Linked DNA regions of Mus musculus: region 1 is linked to region 2. The links are chromatin contacts, found by Hi-C or POLR2A ChIA-PET in ENCODE. All regions are on one chromosome and are shown on one strand. Each heading gives the region's core, a stretch centred on a gene start or an enhancer-like site at or near the end of the contact. The rest is flanking DNA. Distances are from core to core; before and after follow the strand shown.

The links. A loop is a pair of places that touch in the nucleus more often than their neighbours do. ChIA-PET counts read pairs that join two places held with the same protein, here RNA polymerase II (POLR2A).
Region 1: a map of left cerebral cortex shows a loop between it and region 2 (5-fold over the local background). The contact joins the promoter of Smg5 here to the promoter of Tsacc in region 2. A Hi-C loop is called at or near these places in 8 of 37 maps with a recorded cell type or tissue (CH12.LX, ES-E14, T-helper 17 cell and 2 more). POLR2A ChIA-PET finds 5 or more read pairs at or near these places in 5 of 5 experiments (Patski and embryonic stem cell).

Annotation. Positions count from the first base shown.
Region 1 is chr3:88,334,848-88,337,640 of GRCm38, forward strand. Smg5 (Smg-5 homolog, nonsense mediated mRNA decay factor (C. elegans)) reads left to right here and starts at 1,413. Exons shown (of 22, transcript NM_178246.3): 1 at 1,413-1,650. The coding sequence starts at 1,577.
Region 2 is chr3:88,295,681-88,298,574 of GRCm38, forward strand. It overlaps Tsacc (TSSK6 activating co-chaperone), which reads right to left and starts at 1,319. Exons shown (of 4, transcript NM_001357024.1): 1 at 1,144-1,319. It overlaps Cct3 (chaperonin containing Tcp1, subunit 3 (gamma)), which reads left to right and starts at 1,455. Exons shown (of 14, transcript NM_009836.1): 1 at 1,455-1,586. The coding sequence starts at 1,556.

The DNA of each region.
Region 1 (2,793 bases), core at 163-2,662, 39 kb after region 2:
TGAGTCTGAAGCCAGGCTGGTCCAGCAGCCAGAGTTATGTAGAGACTCTCTCTCTCTCTCTCTCTCTCTCTCTCACACACACACACACACACACACACACACACACACTCCAACAAACAAAAAAAGTGCTAGTCTAGGCACATGTACAGAAAAGAACAAAGTGACAAGGTTTCTAGCTGTTCAGGTAACCAACATTAAAGTTCACACCAAATCAGTAGTAGAATTTCAGTAGTGAGAGCCTCTTTAGGGTGACTGAAGCTGAAACCCAGTGGAAGTTCCCTGTAGAGGAACAGCGCAGCCAACAGATGGAAAAAGACTTGAGGCAGTTTGAGGAATAGAAAGGAGACTTGGTGGCTGGAGCCAGGAGCATAGTGGTATATACATTGCCATTATAATGTGGAGAGAGAGAGAGAGAGAGAACCCCAAAGATCCGCCTTATAGTTAGGAAAACAATAGGGCTGACAAGATGGCTCACCAAGCCTGACTACCTGAGTCTGATTCCCCAGAGAACCACACTTTTAAAAGAAAACTGACTCTCCCAAGTTCTCTGGCCACGTGTATGTTGTATGCATGCACCCACAAAATATAAATAAATAACTCTCTCGGGAAGAATTCCTTTAAAAAACAAGCAACTTCAGGAGCCACCCCTCAGGCGCGCTGGGATTTTGGCAGCTGACTTGACCTTGTGCATGCCGATCTCCACAACCTCCGGATCTTAAAATCTTTTCGCTGCCCCTCTTCTGCAACGATGTCTGATTCAATGATAGCTGGCCCATTCGTTTTATTATTTTATGCACTTTGGCGTTTTGCCTCTAAACATGTCTGTATGAGGGTTTCGGACCCCCTGGAGCTGGAGTTTCAGATGGTTGTGAGCTGCCATGTGGGTAGTCACTTCTCCAGCACCTAGCTGTCCCATGGCGAGCTTTGCACTCTACGGTCTCTTTTCTTTTCCCCTGGAAACTTAATTTTTTTAAATTCATTTTATTTTGGGGGCTAGGGAGCGTGACACGGAGCTCGCGTGTGAAGTTCAGGCCAACCTGCTGGAGTCAATTCACCTTATACCATGCGGGCTCCAGGGGTCGGGCTCAGGTTGGCCGCAAGCGCCTTTAGCCGCTGAGTCATCTCGCCAGCGCGCTCTTTTTAAACTTGAGACAGGGTCTCTGCACGTAGCAGGGTGGGAACTCGCTGCAGGTTGCCTCGGCTGCCGACGAGCTAGGCGGATGAGCCTGCGCTAGAACGCTCAGTTTCTCTACATCTGTGGCAATAAAGTGTCCCCCGAGGACTTAAGCCCAGCAGAAGCCATGCCACCCACAACCAGCTCGGTTGACTTCCCGGAGAGAGAAGGCAATTTTTCGCGAGACTTGGTGGGTTGGTCGCCGGTCCGCGGCTTGGCGGCAGCTATCGCGAGATTTGATAGGTGGAGGAGGAGCCATCTCAGGCAGCCGCCTCACAGCGATGGCGGCCGAGCAGGGCCGGCGGCAGTGGCGGCTGCGGGTACAGCTGGAGACGGCAGTGGAGGCGCCAGTGGTGGGTGGCGGGGGCCTGTGACCAGGAGGTGCCCTCGGGCCCAGGCACCATGAGCCAAGGCCCTCCTCCAGGGGAGAGCAGCGAACCCGAGGCAAAGGTCCTCCACACCAAGCGGCTTTACCGGTGAGAGGGCCAGGGTGTGTGTGTGCAGCCGCGGCGGGGAAGCGGGGCCGGCGAGGGGCGGGGCCTGCGGCTGGCGGGCGGGCCGGGCGAGGGCGGGGGTGCAGCGGGGTGCGGGCGGGCGTCCCGGGAGGAGCTGAGAAGCAGTGGGTGGGTGGGTGGGTGGGAGGTTTGAAGCGAGTGCAGGAACCCCTGCCGCGGTGAGCCTAGCGTGACGCGGGGCTTTGCGGAGTTGGAGAGAGCCGGTGGGAATTGGGGGCAGCTGAGGATGGGGGTCACGGGTGGAGAAGACCCGAAAGGGACTGGTGCTCAGAACCCTACCGGGCACCTGTGGTTTACTGGAAACAGCCATTGACTGACGTCCTCCAAACCAGGTTCATGTCCTTCATTTGCCCCTCTCGCTATGTGACCTTGGGCCTCAGTTTCTTCCTTAAAAGGAAGGATTTGAGCCGGGCGTGGTGGCGCACGCCTTTAATCCCAGCACTCAAGAGGCAGAGGCAGGTGGATCTCTGAGTTCTGGGCCAGCCTGGTCTACAGAGTGAGTTCCAGGACAGCCAGGGCTACACAGAGAAACCCTGTCTCGAAAAACAAACAAACAAAAAACAGAATTTGATTGATGGCTCATCCCTGGCTGCTCTTCCCGAGGTTCCTGGTTCGATTCCCAGCACCCATATAGCAGCTCATTAACTGTAACTATGGGATCTGACACTCGCACAGACATACGTGTAGGCAAAACACCAGTGCACAAAAATTAAAGGTAAATCTTTTAAGAAAGAAATTTCAAATTTTATATACATATATAGGTTTGATTTGAATACACTATGAAATCCATTATGGCTTACATTTTGTGGACTCTTGAGTTGGAATAAAGACTAGAAAGGCTAATTATTTTGTTGACTAGGAAGGAGGACTTTGGGTTCATCGGTGCAGGCACCCTGTGACTCAGTTCTTCCTTAGGATCTCATGTCCACAGAGTGTAGGTAAAACGTAGATCGCAGAGCTGAGTCATGGGAAGATGAAGAGTGGAGACCACGCTGACTGTTCTGCCTTCTAGTAGGAGGTGGAGCTCCAGCTTCCGTCTTACCTCAGGCCCTGCTGAATGGAGGCTGCCATGAGAAAACCCAGAGCTGCTTGATTCATGTGCTC
Region 2 (2,894 bases), core at 69-2,568:
TTGTGCTGAGGTTCTCTGCAAGAGCAATATACCCTCTAAGCCCACTGAGCCTTCCCTCCAGGCTGCCTCCCTTATGTGGTCCAGGGAGACTGAAGCCACTGAAAATCGCTATCCTCTTGACTCAGCCTCTGGAGTTTATTACAGGGGTGTGCTACCACACCAAACAAACAACTGTTCTGAAATTGTTAATTTTTCTCCAATTCCCTTCGGCAGTTTTTGTTAGTGCCTTTTCACTGCAGAAGACAAAGCATACCAAATACGAACTTTAAATCTATCACAAACATGTCATGACTCTTTGAGACTTCTGTTTAATTACTAGCCTTATTTTTTTTGTTGTTTTGTTTTGTCTTTTTCCTATATGGGGTGATCTGGCAAGAGGCTTGTCTCCAGTTTGAGATCAGCCTGGTCTTTACGACGAGTTTTAGGCCAGCCTTAGAACTCTGGTAAAGATAATACGGTAATTAAAAAAACAAAAACTCTAGTTTCTTTTGTCACTAACCAGTGACCAGGCTGGGGGGGAGGGGGCGAAGAAGACTCATAATACTGCAAGAAACACGACTTAGGATATTCGGGGGAAATGTGAGCGATCCTCCTTTATGTCTTTTTGCCTTAGACTCAACGTATTTTTCTAAGAAGTAAGACATTAGGACAGGAGAGATAGCTCAACAGTTAAGAGCAATAGATGGTCCCGCAGACAGGGTTACTTCCTAGCACCCACGTGGCGGTTCACAATCAATTCCAGTTCCAGAGGATCAGACTCCCGCTTGATCGCCTCTCACAAGTGGTGCACCTACATACGCACAGGCAAAACAACCATACACATAAAATAAAAAATAGGTACATCTAAAGAACAAGAATTTTCCTTCCTTTTCTTTAAAAAAGAAAACCAGCGCGTCTAGAGCAGTAAACCACAACTCCCAGCATGCTCCGGGGAGGCGGGGAGCCGAGTCGTTGCCTCCCCGCCCCGTAGGACAACTTCCACTTTTACACTGCCTCAATCTCTCGGGCCACGACGGGTATTTCTGGCTCCTCTACTCCTCCCTACCGCTAAGGCTGAAATAAAAAGTAGAGAACTATCATGCCTTCCTTGGCCTTCACGGTCGGACGAGAACCGATGGACAAAACAGAGCTTCATGATCTTACCTACAGCATTAATCCAAAGCCTCCACCCCAGCACCCACCCTCTAGTGGGTACTCATGCGCTGTAGCGAGCCAGCTAACTGCCCGTGCTTTGGCGCTTGCGCAGACATTCTGGCCGCACGCGGCCGGGAGCGGCCACGCCAGTGCGCAAGCGCTTGCGTCTCCCAGTCCCCTACATCATGCCCTCTCTATCTAACTTGCCTTGCCTTTCTTGCGTAGAGGGCGGGGCTAATACTGTCGATTGGCCTATGTTTTTGTCAATCAATAAAATGAGTTTGGTGATTGGCGGCACTTCAGAGGTTAGCAGGTTTCTGTGTCATTCCTGAGGAGGCAGCGTTTTCTTCGCTGCTCTTCTCTCCAGAAGGTTCTGCCGATTCCCCCCAGCTCTGGAGAGTCGGCTCTGCGTCGTGCCGCCATGATGGGCCACCGTCCAGTGCTCGTGCTCAGTGAGTTCAGGGAAGGGATGTCTCTCTCCGCCCCTCTCTCCCCAAGCTGGCCAGTGTTGCCCAGCTCCGTCCCGCCATGACTCGGCCCTCGTGCCTTCCAGTGGTCTTTTCGCCTTGGACCAAGCTCCTTCCCCACTTTTCTTCTCTTGCCTCTCCTGTCGCCTTCTTTTGACAAAATGACTTTCCGCTCTCGGAGTCGCTAGTCTTTACGTGTGCTTCATCCTATTCGCGTTCGGTTCTTTAGTCGCCACCCTCCACGCCCCCGTGTCCTTTACAGCATGATTTCCGTGTAGATAGTAATGATGGTTCTTAACGGTAGGCCTTGCTTCCTATGCTCGGTCCATCCCTCCGTAGAGGCGTGACTTAACGGCAACTCGCTTGATTGATACTTTAGCATCAGTATTTAGGAGGCTGTAGTAGAGTTGTTAAGTTGATAAGTAAAAGCTGCCTTTACCGGCAGATCGAATCGGAAGTGGCATCTTTTCAGTAGCGGTCATTCAGCAACCCTTGTTCGGAAATGACATTCCTGGCGTTCCCGATCTTGGATGTGATCTTTCCCACCAGCCAGTTCTCCCAAATTCCTTTCCTGGTTTTCTTTCCTCTTTAGGGAACGCCACTCATCTCAGTAAAGAGCACCAGTTCCTTGTCAGTTACCTGAGCTATTGAGAATAACTCAGTAAGCCTGGGTCAAAGTTAAACATAGTAAAGAGAAAAACAGATTTAGTCTGGCCACACTGGGAGGAGAGACAAAGGTGTTCAGTGACACTACCTCTCCTACACACTCGTAGACGAGTCCATGAGGTTTTAAGCAGCAGGCCAGATTTGTAAGAAGTCATTATTTTCTGCTCTAGTCTCCTGAGAGAAGTTTACCTACAGGGTGGCTCTCAGGCTTTAGTCTTTTTCCTGTTCTATCGTGAGATTCCTTGGCTTGTGATTGATATTTTGTTTGTTTTCGTCTGTGTATGGCACCAAGATTCCCTGGAATTGGAGTTACAGGCAGTTGTGAGCCACCTTGAGGGGCTGGGAATTGAAGCTGAACCATCTTTCCAGCCTCACAAGCAGACTTTCTTGGTCACTAATCTTTGAGACTCTGTGGCTCCTCTTCCCGGGGATGTTGTAAGGGGTGTGCAGTCTTGTGAAAAATCACTGTCCTACTGAGGCCCATTCAGGGCACTCAAGATATGAATCACTGGAAATATGTAAGCATGCATACAAGGAAAGTACTGGTCAAGACTATGAAGTTGAAGCATTTCAGGTTATCTCTTATTATACCGGGGGTTCTCTCATTATCTGTGTTTTTTGCCTGCC